Linked DNA regions of Homo sapiens: regions 2, 3 and 4 are each linked to region 1. A link is a contact called in ENCODE Hi-C or POLR2A ChIA-PET data. All regions are on one chromosome and are shown on one strand. The core of a region is the stretch at or near the end of the contact, and the rest is flanking DNA. Distances in the headings are between cores, read along the strand shown.

Region 1 (3,138 bases), core at 588-3,087:
AGGGTTTTTCATAGAATTTATCAGAATGATCCTAAAACCTAAATGAAAAAAATAAAGACAAAAACCTGCAAAACAAGTTGAATATGTTTATCAGGATGTACTATCCCTACTACTAGGTATCAATACTTACTACAAATGTATAATTATTAAATCAGTATGGCAGTGGCGTAGAAAAAAATGAACTAATAAATAGAGTGTGGAAACAGGACCACATGTAAATTAAAGCTTGGTATATAATCAAAGTGGCATTAAAAATCACAAGGAAAGAATGGCCAACTATAAAAAGTGTTCAGACAAATGACAATACACAGGGAATGATATATTCAGCCTTTCTCTTATATCATACACAAAATATATATCTGGTTGGATTAATTATCTAAATAGAATAGTAATGATGTTGAATAAAACACAGAATTTCTCAATACATTGAAGTAGAAGGAGGTTCCTTAAATAAGGCACAAAAAGGACAAGCCAGAAAAAAAAAATTTGTCAAATGTGATTGCATGCATATTCTCAATTTCTTTGTAGGAAACACACACATCCGTGCACACACACACACTAAACAAAGTGATTATACAAGGCAAAAACTGGGCAGATACCTGCAATACACACACACACACACACACACACACACACACACACACACATATATATATGGCTATACCTGCTATATATATATATATAGAGAGAGAGAGAGAGAGAGAGAGCTAATAGAGGTTTTGCTTTTGGAATACATGGAGAACCATGTATCAATAAGAAAACAACAGTCTATTTGAAAAGTGTGCAAAAGATGTGAATGAGCAATTTGCTCAAATATCCAATAAACATAAAAAAGATGTTTGACATTATTAGCAATTAATGACTTCCAGAGCAGCAACATATAAAGTGGAAGAAATAAGCCAAAGAACAGGAAAAGATGTTTATGAGCTGAAAATAACTGATTGTGAATTTTAGGGAAGCTTGAATACCCCCATCAGTAGAGTCAATGTTAATAAATTCTAAACTATCACTGTTAATGGCCTTATAATGTTTTTTCCTATATGTTGGTAAGCGCTGGAGAAACTCTACTTATACATGTAGAGTTCATGAGTGAAAATTAAAACTATTATCAGGACCATTTTCAAAATAAGGAATACATTAAAAATATTTGCAATGATAAAGCCATCCAAATGCCCCCATCCTACTGATGAAAGCAAGGAAGGACACTACCTTTGTTGAATATCTACTGTGACAATCAGCTTGGATGATTCCTACTTTTCTACTTGTCCATAAGAAGCTAATCTTCCTATAACCCTCTTATATAATAACAATCACATTTTAATCACATTTTATGTGATTGACTCAGTTTTTTCTCTGAAGTTATGTTGCCTTATAAATGAAAAACTTGCATTTTACTTCATAATATCTGTTAACTTAAAAAATGCTTGTATTTGCTATTGGCATAAAAGTCAGCCTTACAAATAGGCTGATAGACAAACCCCAAAGGAAGCCGAAGCTTAAGGAACACCAGCTCAGAGACACCAGAGGACATGGCTAAAGTGAATAAAAGAGAAATGAACCCATCCTTTCAGAGCTGATGTCCATGTTTGCAGGTTCAGGTTCTCAGAGGTGTGCACAGCATGGCTGGCCTTTCCTCAGTTGTCTTTTTCAGCAGAGAAACGGTTAAGTCTCTCGTCTCTAACCCAGCTCCTCTATGGTGCTTACCTCCTGATCCCTGGGGCGATCAGCAAACCGGGTCTGCCACCTTCTTTTCAGAGAGCTTAACTAGCAGAGGACTCAGGAGAGCATGCCCAAATAACCTAGGTGACTTTCAAAGCTACAAAGACTCTGACACTTCTGGACGGCTTCACATGTACCCCTAATAAACACTTCCCTTCACCCCCAGGCCCAGTGTGGGTAGGAGTGACAACTGGAGCTCTAATTGGCTGAGCTGGTTTGGGTTCTCACTAGCAGCCACAGAAGAAAATGTCTATAGAAACTTGTATCTGAGTCATGCCACATAGGAACTACACTGATTGGAAACAGAAAGTGGCCTAGAAACTGTAAAAAATGACCGCAGATGACTTCTTGATACACTTTGTGACTAAGGGGCCTGGTGATGACATTTTTCTGGTATAAACAAGCACACTGATCTCAGAGGGTATCTAAAAGTGTTGCCAGTAGGGCAGTGCAGGTTCTTGTCTTCAAAGCATAAGAGAATCTGAAAATGAGACCCAAGCGAAAGTATAGACATTTTATTGTGGAGCAAAACCAACGACACCCTCAAGGGAGGAGTGCAGGCACTCAAAGATTTGAGTCACAGGCAATGTGGTTCACGTACTATATGAATAAGCACAATGAAGGTATGGAGTACTCTGTAATCAAGGGGAGGGGTTTTCTGGGAAATGGGCGGGCAATTCCCGGAATCGGGGTGCCACCCTTTTCTTGACTAAAGATGGTTAATCCGGAACTGTCATGGCGTCAGGTGCATGATGGGAGTGGGAATTTCCCCATGGAAGTTTTATGATATTAAGGGCATAATGAAGCTAAGGGTCAGCAGTCAGCCAAGTTTTCGACCATCTTGGCTTTAACCAGTTGCGGCCAGTTTCTTCTGTGTTACATTCTCATCTGTGCCTAAGTAGGAAGTTTGCAATCTGTCTTCATTGTCACAGGCTGTTGTAACAGTTCCTATCTACTAGTGGGGCAATCCCTCTGCTAACCTTTTTGACCGCATTTTTATTGCTTGTAGCCACCTGCAAGTAATCATGCCTCATTCCCTCACTGACTGCTTGCCTCAAAAGCATATATACAGTCTTTCTTCCTAACCCAGGCTCCTAACCCTAAATTCAGAGCTTGAGGGCTTGATTCTAGTCAGCAATTTACTTGAGGTTTTCCTTTCTTATTCATTGAATTAACAATTATGCACTGAACATCTAATATGATGTATTAGATTCTGAGAATATAAAAGTTAGTAAGACAAAGTTCCAGATGTTGAGCGGCTCTGCCAAGTCATGAAAACAGACATGTGATTTAATAATCACAATAGGACATGATGATAAGTGTTATAATTAAAGCATGCTCAAGATGCTCAAGGAGCAGAGGAAGAGCACCTAACCATGCCCAGGTAATCAGCCCAGAGCTGCAGGACCTCCTTCACTT
Region 2 (3,201 bases), core at 228-2,727, 430 kb before region 1:
GGCACTGGTCTAGGATCTTCTTGCGTTTTTCCCAAGCCTTCTCCAAATCATCTCTCTCTAGCTTGACAGCTTGAAGCTTTTTTTCAATTTCAGGGCTAGCATGGTGCCCACTGTCGATAAGTTCTGCACTGAAGTCCTCTAAGGCCTGGAAGGTGGGAGCCTCTGCCTCCATGTCAGCACGGTGCTCCTGTGGGAAAAAGGGGGAAGAAATCAGTGAGGCCAACTCCATTGGAAATTTTAAAATTAGTAGAGGTTTCAGGTCAAGTGATCAGTGGCTGTGACTTTTGTAGTTTTACCTGATGTCTCTCCAGCAAGATCTCTATGCCAGTTAAGTCTTCGGCCAGCTCCTGTGATGATACCATGCCACCAATGCTACTGATCCAGTTCTGCAGATCCCTAGATAAACAGACACATTGGAATTGACAAGAAAACCTTGCAACTTGCTACAGTGCTGTTTGTCCTACAGTTTTCCATTCTCTAGAAAACATTTCCAGAATAACATTTTTTATCTGGCTTTATATGCTTTACAGATCTTACGTTTGCTGTTTTTATTATATCACCTAATGATAACAATCCCTTGTATTTGAAAGCCTCTTCACTTTTATTATCTTTTTCAATTCTTGCAGTAATCCTGCAGAGATTCCGGGAATTTTTTGTTTTCATTATGGAGATAAAGAAGTCACCTTAGAAAAGGTAATTAATCTGCCTATGTGGTATAACTAAAAGCAGACATCTTCAATAAAACCTAGACCTCTGGAATCCTGGACTGTTATATATTTCATTACTTCTGTTGGTTACTGTTCCTTTTAAGTGGTTTCTAGGGTTTGAAGATACATCTTATTACAGAGTCTCAAAGAAATCATGTCTTTCCTCTTACTTTTATTCTCAAGTGAATCTAGCACATATTTTGGCCAACATACACATACACACACAGGCCTCCACACTGTTGATTAAATCAAGGTCTATTTCCCTACCCTTTTAGTAGTCAGGAAGTTAGACGAGCAAAACTAAGGTCTATCTTCTTAAAAGGCAAATTTTAACTATGCATTAACTTTAAAGCATATATGGTGTATAAATTAAGCATCTCATAAAGAATGTCATTACTCTTGTTTGCTCAACAGGAACCCTTAGCTCTAGGAAAGAGAGGTCTCTTCTTTTGTAAATTTATTTATTCAAGCAACTAAGTTTTATTGGGTGCTTACTAAGTACCAAACATTGTGAAAAAGGCATATCTGTGCCTTCTAGGAACTCATACTTTAGGTTAAGAATGGATAAAAACAAAACAAAACAAAACAAAAAACAAACAAAAAACAGAGCATAGGCACTAATAGCAATTAAAAAACAAAACTGAAAGCAAAAGTATCATATGGAGTAAAATAAGATGTTAATGTTGCTCAGGGGTGGGAACACTACTCTGAAATACTGAGGAGTACAGCTTCATAAAGGGAAGGAAGCACCATTGGAATGGGTGTGGGTGCTATTTATTTAAACTGTGTCAAAAACTATAGCTTTCCAGTGCTGAACTGGGGAGGGGATTTCCAAGAGGAACTACAGTCATTTGCCAAAATTTGCCTCCTTTTTTCTTGAAAAGCATTGCATTGAGAGCTACAACTTCCTGGACCCTCTACTCTAATGCTCCTCTCAGCTGACTGATGCGATAGAGCCAAACGTGGGAACTGTTCCACAAAGTATATGTTTGAGAGGTGAATTTTGGATTGTGATAATGTCTAGACTTTAGTAAGATATTCACAGTTCTCTGGAATTTGGTCCCAATATTATTTTTAAGTTTATCTCTTACTACTTCTCCTTACCACCCCCTCCCCAAACATGTTCTTATGCTTATTCTTTTCTCATGATTATGTCTTTTTTTGCACAGTTCAGTCTACATGAATTGTTTTCTCTTCTGTTAAAAGTTTGACTGATAAGGTGTAATAAAATGTTACTTTATCTACAGTGCATCATCTATTCTACCCAACTCTGAATTCCCACTGCTGTTTGTTACAATGTGTGTTTTCGGCCTCATTATGTTCTACCATAGTTATTTGTATTCAACAGAATACTGAATACAGTAGAAGACTGAATACTACTGTCTCTTCAGTAGAACAAAAAAGCTTCTACATTATAGAAGCTTACTTAATTGGCCTACATGGCTTCATATTCTTTCAAACTTTGTATTTTATTGCTTCTAGTTTCAAACCTGAAATTTTTTATGCCTTGCAAGAGGTGAGACTTAAACGTAGTGATGCCCTCCAAAACCAGCAGTGAACAGCATCTGTACCCAGACTGCTCCCAGACAGTCTACTTAGAGGCCAGACACGGAAGTTACCCACCCCACTCTACCTGGCCTTGCTGAGGAACAGGTAGAATTTCTGGGCCTCATTTAGGCTCTCCTTACGATCCTTTGTACGCCCCTGCAGGTCTTCCCAGGCCTCATTCAGCTCCATTTTCTGTCTCTGCAGGTCCTCAGTGGCATCTGGATGGGACTCACTGAGCCGCTCTGCTGTCTCCCCCAGTATGGTCACCTGGGGAGGTACAATAGCTCTGATAATCAGCCTAGAGACACACCTGAATCTTAGCAAAAGGAGAATCCTGAGTCCCAGTATTCAGCTCCTCAAATAGATATCAGTGATGTACAAGTATGTCATCATACTTTACAAAATAATATCAACCTTTTAGTCCACATAACTCCCTAAGGTAGTTACAATTGGCATTACCATACTTCTTTTTAAAAATAAGAGAGTTGTGGGGAAGAGTGGTTAAGTGACTCTGCTGGTTAGTGGCAACCTCAATTAGGAAACCCAAGGGTCTTGATTCTTCATGTGAGGAGCTTCTTTTTGCTCTGCATGATAATGCCAAGCCTCTGAGTATATCTGACAAGCTCCAGAGTACACTTTTGGGTTGAAACAGAGTTAAACAACTCATTCAATTCCTTGCTAAGAAAAACATGCACCATACTCAGATATTGGCCTGATCATCCTGGGTATGGACATTTGCTATTTCTTCTGGGCTACTGGCCTCCACCTAGCTGCCACAAGATCTGGTCACTTGTAACCCACCAAAGAGGCAAGGGGATATAGGGTGCTCACTCAGACAGCAGGAGTTTAACAAGTTTTTTCCCCATGTTAATGGTCATGGGGCATATCCTTTTCATGGTCTTGCCTTAGGGACAGTGTACAAGAATAAATATGGCACAGAACAGAG
Region 3 (3,042 bases), core at 138-2,637, 260 kb before region 1:
GTGGTCAACAAATAGGTATTAAATTAACTTGCTGAGGGTTGGTCTGAATGGGATTTAAAAAAGGGTCAATTTTCAGTGTCACTTCACCTGATCTTAATGAGAAGGGTTAGAAATCCCCCTATTGATGTAGTCAGTCTCTGTTCTGAATAAGCCAGGAACAGAGTAAGCTCATGCTCAAGAAGTAGGAGCTTGCTTGAGTGGGGAGGCACTCTAAAATATGAAAGAGCTTGATGAGCTCTGAAAAGCTGTAGCAATGTGTAGAGTCTGTACAAATTCTGTACATGGAGAGGAGAGATCAGAAGGCATGGGTACCTCTGCTCAGAGGCCCAACAATATGCAATGCGCCTGGGAATCTTTGAGCAATGTGTACAAAACAGGTCTTAAACATTTCCTTATCAGTTTGATCTGAGGCAGTTGCATTGAACTTCCCTATCCTTACCCAGTCTAGATTTTTTGCTTCCTCTTCCCTTTAGCCAAACAGTGGAGCCTTGGACCCATTGCTGAACTACCACTGTTATACATGGCCTATTTGGAGGACATGGGTACCTCAGTATCTCATAAAGAACATGAGAGCTAGACTTATCCAATGAGGCAAATCCTCCCACAAAACTTTTCTCCTAAGCAACTCAGGGGAATAGAACAAAGTGCTAACAAGTTTTGCTAAGGAGAAGGAAAACAAGCTGCTTAATTGAGCTGGGGAAGCTGGGGGAGAAGCAAGGGAACAGTTCCCAGGAGGGAGCTGGTGCCAGCTCAATGATTCACAGCCACAACTTCTGTAATTATCAACATTTTCTCTTCAGAGACCACCCCCTCCATGAGTTGTGGAGCAGGGAGCTTTGGGGAGGCTCCAGTTTTCTCCTCTTTCTCGCTCAATTAATGCTAATTGGGAACATGGGAATGTAGATCAGGATGTCAAAGAAATAGCTCTAAAATACAGTCCAGCTAGGAGTCCCTTCCCCAGGCCTGATTAGGAGGCTTTGCCTGAACCACACAGAAGGGCATCATTTCCTACATTCACAGGAGTCACTGTGGAGATGTAGATTGGAAGTCAGGAGGCCTGACTTTTAATCCAGGCTCTGCTACTAACCAGCTCTTGCACAAAGTGGGTCACACACATTCCTTGACCTTCATACATTTTAAAGTTTTTTTTGAACTATGATAAATGATGTTTTTCATTTTGATACCAGGGTAAAAGCATCAAGAGAAGCAGGTCAAGTTAGTTGCTTGACTCCTTCTTTAAAGGAAAACAAAACAATCCCACACACAAAAAGAGGAATGTATACCACGGGAGTTCCAAAAAAAGGTGTTGCCATACTTGTTTGTTCTTTCAGAGCATTTTTTAAAGTGTCATTTCCTTTTTAGGAAAAAAAAGCAGTCAGCTTATCTGCCTGTCTGCACATCTCAGCTTATCTGCACACCCATCCACATATACATAGTACTGTTTCTCATGACTCACTCTCAGACACTACTAAAAGACAAAACCACAAGCACAATTTTCAGTGTTGTTTATAATAGAACATACAGTCAAAAAACTTTGCGCCGAGTTCAGCTCGGTCAGGGAGACCCTAACCCAGCAGCACTAGAGGAATTAAAGACACACACACAGAAATATAGAGTGTGGAATGGGAAATCAGGGGTCTCACAGCCTTCAGAGCTGACAGCCATGAACAGAGATTTACCCACATATTTATTGACAGCAAGCCAGTCATAAGATTTGCTAAAAATATTCCTTATGGGAAATAAAGGGATTGGCTGAAATAAAGGGATGGGCTCTGGCTAGTTATCTGTAGCATGAACATGTCCTTAAGGCACAGATCACTCATGCTATTGTTTGTGGCTTAAGAACTCCTTAAGCAGTTTTCCTCCCTGGGTGGAACAGGTGTTCCTTGCCCTCATTCCGGTAAACCAACAACCTTCCAGCGTGGGCGTCAAGGCCATCATGAGCATGTCACAGTGCTGCAGAGATTTTGTTTATGGCCAGTTTGGGGGCCAGTTTATGGCCAGATTTTGGGGACTATTCCCAACAACTTTGAGTTTTAATTCCAATTCCATAAATCATCATTGTAAATTGTAGGGCAATGTAGCTAACCCTTTTTTGCCTCATTTGCAAAACTGAAAATAATACTTAATTGTAAGGTTGTTGGAAGAATTAAGTAAGATAATTTAAGTTGGCATATAGTAGGTGCGTAAGAAATAAAATCCAAATTTGTTGATTCCTATTATTGTTAGCATCATAGTTACACATATCATGCCTAATAGAACACAAAGACATGACTCCTAAATCCATAAGTATATCATTCCATTAAGAAGTTCAACAAAGGGCTAAAATCCCAAACAGTTTTTATTTGTGTGGAGTAAGAGTGCCCCTTCAGAAGTCCTGCAATTACTTATAGACCAAACTGCTTAAAAGTGGACAAAGCCACTTCTGAAACTTCCCTAGAGTCAATTCTCTTTGAGGATATAAACTTCATTTCCAACAAGGGCAAGGAGACCTCGGTGCTGTTTTGGCCATGGCCTGGAAAAAAAACCCAGCTAGAGATAATAAAATGTTTCAACGTATGCATACCAGCCTTCAGAAGTTATTGGGAAGAATCAGGGGATATGAAAAAGAACTGTGATTAAAGTCTGGCATAGAGAAGAAGTTCAATGAATACAAGTTCCTGTCTACTTTTAGCAGTAGCCAGACTACTAAAATCCTATCACAGGGCGATCACTTTTGATCTCACTAACAGGGCTGCTTACAAGCTCTAGTCTTCCTGGATGTTTTATGGCAAAGAAATCTTGTTATCTTTAAATTCCAAAACATCTTCTTTTTTGTTTAATATACTTTGTTTTTCAGAGCAGTTTTAGATTTACAGCAAAATTGAATGGAAATTACAGTTTCTATATGCCCCTCACCCCACACATGCACTACCTCCCTCATCATCAACATACCCCACCAGAGGGGTACATTTGTTACAATCAATGAACATGTGTCCAATACTGACACACTTTTACTACCCAGTCTGCAATTTATATTAAGGTTCACTCTTGCTATCACAC
Region 4 (3,257 bases), core at 44-2,543, 360 kb before region 1:
ACTATCTGACTCTTAACTCTCTGTAGCTTCACCTGCTAACATTCTCCGACTCCTCTCTCCCCTGCAATCCCATTGTTCATGTTGCTTTCTAAAATCACAGTTCTCTCCTGTTTGTGCTACTTCCTCTGACTTTAAAGTAACATATCTCTCCCTCCTCTGCCCCCTCTCCTCACACAAAAGCAATATATACTGCTGGTTAAAAGTCTAGATGCCAGAAAAAAAATTGCTAGCATTTAAATTCTCTTTATGGCTTACCAGCTCTGTGACTTAACATGAAGTTACTTAGCTTCTCTATGCCTTTAATATCTCATTTGTAAAACTGAGAAAATATTAATACTGGTTAATGAAGTCCTGAGAATAACTAAACATTTTATAATAACAATAGAATTGTACAGTATAGTATACGGTATTATTACGTCACTAATGCTGGCACTATTCCAAGCACATTGTATATATTTTTCACCTCATGCTCTTAATGCTCTAATGAGGTGAAATGATTATCCCCATTTTACAGAGGAGAAAACTTAGGCACAGACAGGTTAAGTTCTTTGTCCAGAAATTCTCGGCTAATGCAGGGCAAAGTCAGAATTTAAATCTATGCACTGTATCTCTAGAGACACATTCTAACCTACATACAGTTGACTGCCTCTACCAATACATGTAAATGTATTTTAAAACCTTAGTGTTAGGAATATAGGAAACACTTGGAAGTGTTGAATGCCATTATGCTTTATTGAAGCGTTTGTCAGGATCCATCATCAACTTACTTGTTTTACCTTCTCTAGACTATAGGTTTCTCCTTCAGGACAGTGAATGTCTTTTATCCCTCATAGTGACTACAACAGGGTTAATATGTAGAGACGGTAGGTATCAAATAAATTAACTTGGAACTCAGCCACTTGGTACAATTATAACTAAGTGCACAAGACAGCCATGAGTAAGTGAACAAAGAAAATTGGGGACTGTTTGAAAAGGGAACTATGACAATTCAGTTCTAATGAGAGCCTCAATCAAGTCTTGACTAGATGATCTCTCAGAAAATGGCATTATAAATGTGGCATGCTGTTTCATATATACCCATGCCCAGAACCACACTGAACAGAGCTTCCTCCTGTAAATACCTTTGCCTTCCACCCTTATTCAAAGTTCTAAATTCTTTAATAATCAGGTCTTCAGGTTATGAGATGATGATGATGATGATGATTATGCATGGTGAATGAATTCGGTCTCTTTATGACTTAGTCATCTACACTCACCTTTGCCAAAAACACAGGGACTCCTCAGTCTGCCTGGGTCACTGCATCCTTAATATTACTTCAGCCTTTTCAAAAAGGGATTTATAGTCTCTCCATAGGGCATCCAGGGAATAACAGGAAAGGGAACTGGGCTCTGTGGAGGATTCTTCCCCTCCACTGCACTGAAGTGAATCACCTTCTCTCATGGGGTTAATTAACAGAAAGTTTCCCCTCTTACTCTCCTTTTGTTAGATTTTCAGATCGAAGTTGTCAATAAATATATATATTTTTCCTGATTGTACTCATCTTCCCAAATTTGTAAGCTTCCTTCTCTAGCACTTTCATGATTGTCTCAGCTGTTCTTGAGTGTACCAGTGTACTATGCAAAGGGTAGTTTTGACATGATCCTGGCCTTCTTATATGAACACACAGATTTGGAAAGCCTGGAAGGAATATACTGACACCAGAAGATCATCTTGAAAAGCTATTTTACAGAAAATAAGGCCATTTCATAATAAACATGGCACTGGGGATTTAGTGCCAATACTGAAGAAAGTGAGGAAACCATGTCTTTTTTTGTTTTTCTCATGTCGTGAGTGTGTATGGGTCTTTCCTACCTTGAACAACTCACACTGGTTCTGCTGACTTCTTTATTGAAGATCAATATCTCATCTTTTCTACAAGAGTATTATTTATATCTGTGCTTCATCCACTGATCTGTTGAAATTGCAAAGTTCTCATTTTTTTCAAAGTTAATTACTTTTATCATGTCATCTTCTTCTGGAAATATGTATCAAGTTCTCAAATAGGAAGACGTGCTTTCTGAGTTTTGTCTAACTTTTCTTCTTACGATTTGGGAGCCTATTTTGGTTGTCTAACTTGTAGGTTTTTTTTAATTCAAAAATGTCAACAGGCCACATTGTATTTCCAATGATTTTGTATAATATAAAACAGTCTGTTTTGATCCCATGACTCAAGTATTCTCAAGCTCAGAAATATTTTCCTTTAATTTTACTTATTATTTTCCTCTGTTTTGTTTTTTTTCTAGAATTTTCATAATCATATTTTGCTCTGTAATATCTATTAATACATTCTCCATATATAACTTTTTCTCTTTGCATGTAATATTTGGCTCTTCATGTGGCTTCTCTAAATTCTGGGACATATCTTCCAGGCAATCTTACAAAACATTAATTTAATTTCCTGTAGTATTTAATATATTCTTCAATATCTCCATTGTATATTAAATTTTGTATTTTTTATTTCTCAACTTTTTTTCTGATATCTTCACAAATCTCATCAAAATTTTAAATAGGAAACATTTTAATGATTTGTGTCTTAGAGTTAGTCTATGTAATGAAAGAGCATTTACTTTCAATTCCCTAACCTCTCTGTCTCTCTCAGTCTCTCTCTCTCTCTTTAACTGTAGTAATCCAACTACTTATTGGGCTATGCATTTGACAAAGTTAATGATTTTAATACAAACGGTGTATGGCAAAACTAAAATCATTGTTTTAAAGAAGGCAATCTGTGTTTGTCTGTGTGTGTGAGAGAGAAGGAGAGAATATATTTGGATACAAAAAATAAGAATATTAAATATCTAAATATGCACAGCAAATATGGAAATATCTGCCACGAAGTTCAGTATTAGTTATAGATTATTGCTTTGTGCTAAAAAGTTGTGCTTTTTTGTTTTGTTTTAGTAGCCTCAGTTTACCTGGATAGTTCCTCACTTCTCTGGCTTGTAAATTTAAGATTTACTTTTCATGTCCTTCTCTGAACACAGCTCAGTGGATAACTCCATTGTGACTGGGAAATTTCATACATTCTTTGGCTCCATTCTCTCTATCCAGATTTCCCAAGTAGAGCATCGTTCTCAATTTCTGTTTTTCCAAGCTTTAATTATTTTTTCCATCGGTTGTATGTGGAATTTCATCCAGTTAATTTCTAGGCTCTCCTCTTCTGTTTTCTTGTCCAACACCGGGCAGATAAGTATTTCCCTCAGTCGGATCTCATGTACTC

Evidence for each region. A loop is a pair of places that touch in the nucleus more often than their neighbours do. ChIA-PET counts read pairs that join two places held with the same protein, here RNA polymerase II (POLR2A). Pooled maps may share reads with other maps.
Region 2: a map with no recorded cell type shows a loop between it and region 1 (2.7-fold over the local background). The contact joins the enhancer-like site here to the promoter of AIM2 in region 1. A Hi-C loop is called at or near these places in 1 of 168 maps with a recorded cell type or tissue (OCI-LY7), 14 of 37 single-sample maps with no recorded cell type and 9 of 50 pooled maps.
Region 3: a map of K562 shows a loop between it and region 1 (2.7-fold over the local background). The contact joins the enhancer-like site here to the promoter of AIM2 in region 1. A Hi-C loop is called at or near these places in 4 of 168 maps with a recorded cell type or tissue (CD14-positive monocyte, K562 and naive thymus-derived CD4-positive, alpha-beta T cell), 1 of 37 single-sample maps with no recorded cell type and 15 of 50 pooled maps. POLR2A ChIA-PET finds 5 or more read pairs at or near these places in 4 of 52 experiments (A673, activated CD4-positive, alpha-beta memory T cell and activated naive CD4-positive, alpha-beta T cell).
Region 4: a loop to region 1 is called in a map of Calu3, with 2.0 times the contacts of the local background. The contact joins the promoter of OR6K3 here to the promoter of AIM2 in region 1. A Hi-C loop is called at or near these places in 1 of 168 maps with a recorded cell type or tissue (Calu3), 1 of 37 single-sample maps with no recorded cell type and 8 of 50 pooled maps. POLR2A ChIA-PET finds 5 or more read pairs at or near these places in 1 of 52 experiments (activated CD4-positive, alpha-beta T cell).

Annotation. Positions count from the first base shown.
Region 1 is chr1:159,074,929-159,078,066 of GRCh38, forward strand. It overlaps AIM2 (absent in melanoma 2), which reads right to left and starts at 1,838. Exons shown (of 6, transcript NM_004833.3): 1 at 1,705-1,838. RefSeq lists an enhancer at 2,280-2,579.
Region 2 is chr1:158,645,199-158,648,399 of GRCh38, forward strand. It overlaps SPTA1 (spectrin alpha, erythrocytic 1), which reads right to left. Exons shown (of 52, transcript NM_003126.4): 27 at 2,341-2,522; 28 at 297-396; 29 at 1-187. Among named protein-coding and RNA genes, the nearest start is that of SPTA1, 40 kb to the right of the region's middle. Within about 2 kb of position 1,478, at least 2 of the 41 ENCODE cell types and tissues checked have a DNase peak (open chromatin) inside an H3K27ac peak, as active enhancers do.
Region 3 is chr1:158,818,329-158,821,370 of GRCh38, forward strand. It overlaps a transcript of OR6N1 not described here. Among named protein-coding and RNA genes, the nearest start is that of MNDA, 12 kb to the right of the region's middle. Within about 2 kb of position 1,388, at least 5 of the 41 ENCODE cell types and tissues checked have a DNase peak (open chromatin) inside an H3K27ac peak, as active enhancers do; they include CD14-positive monocyte, where a contact is called at or near this core.
Region 4 is chr1:158,719,427-158,722,683 of GRCh38, forward strand. It overlaps OR6K3 (olfactory receptor family 6 subfamily K member 3), which reads right to left and starts at 1,294. Exons shown (of 2, transcript NM_001005327.3): 1 at 1,257-1,294.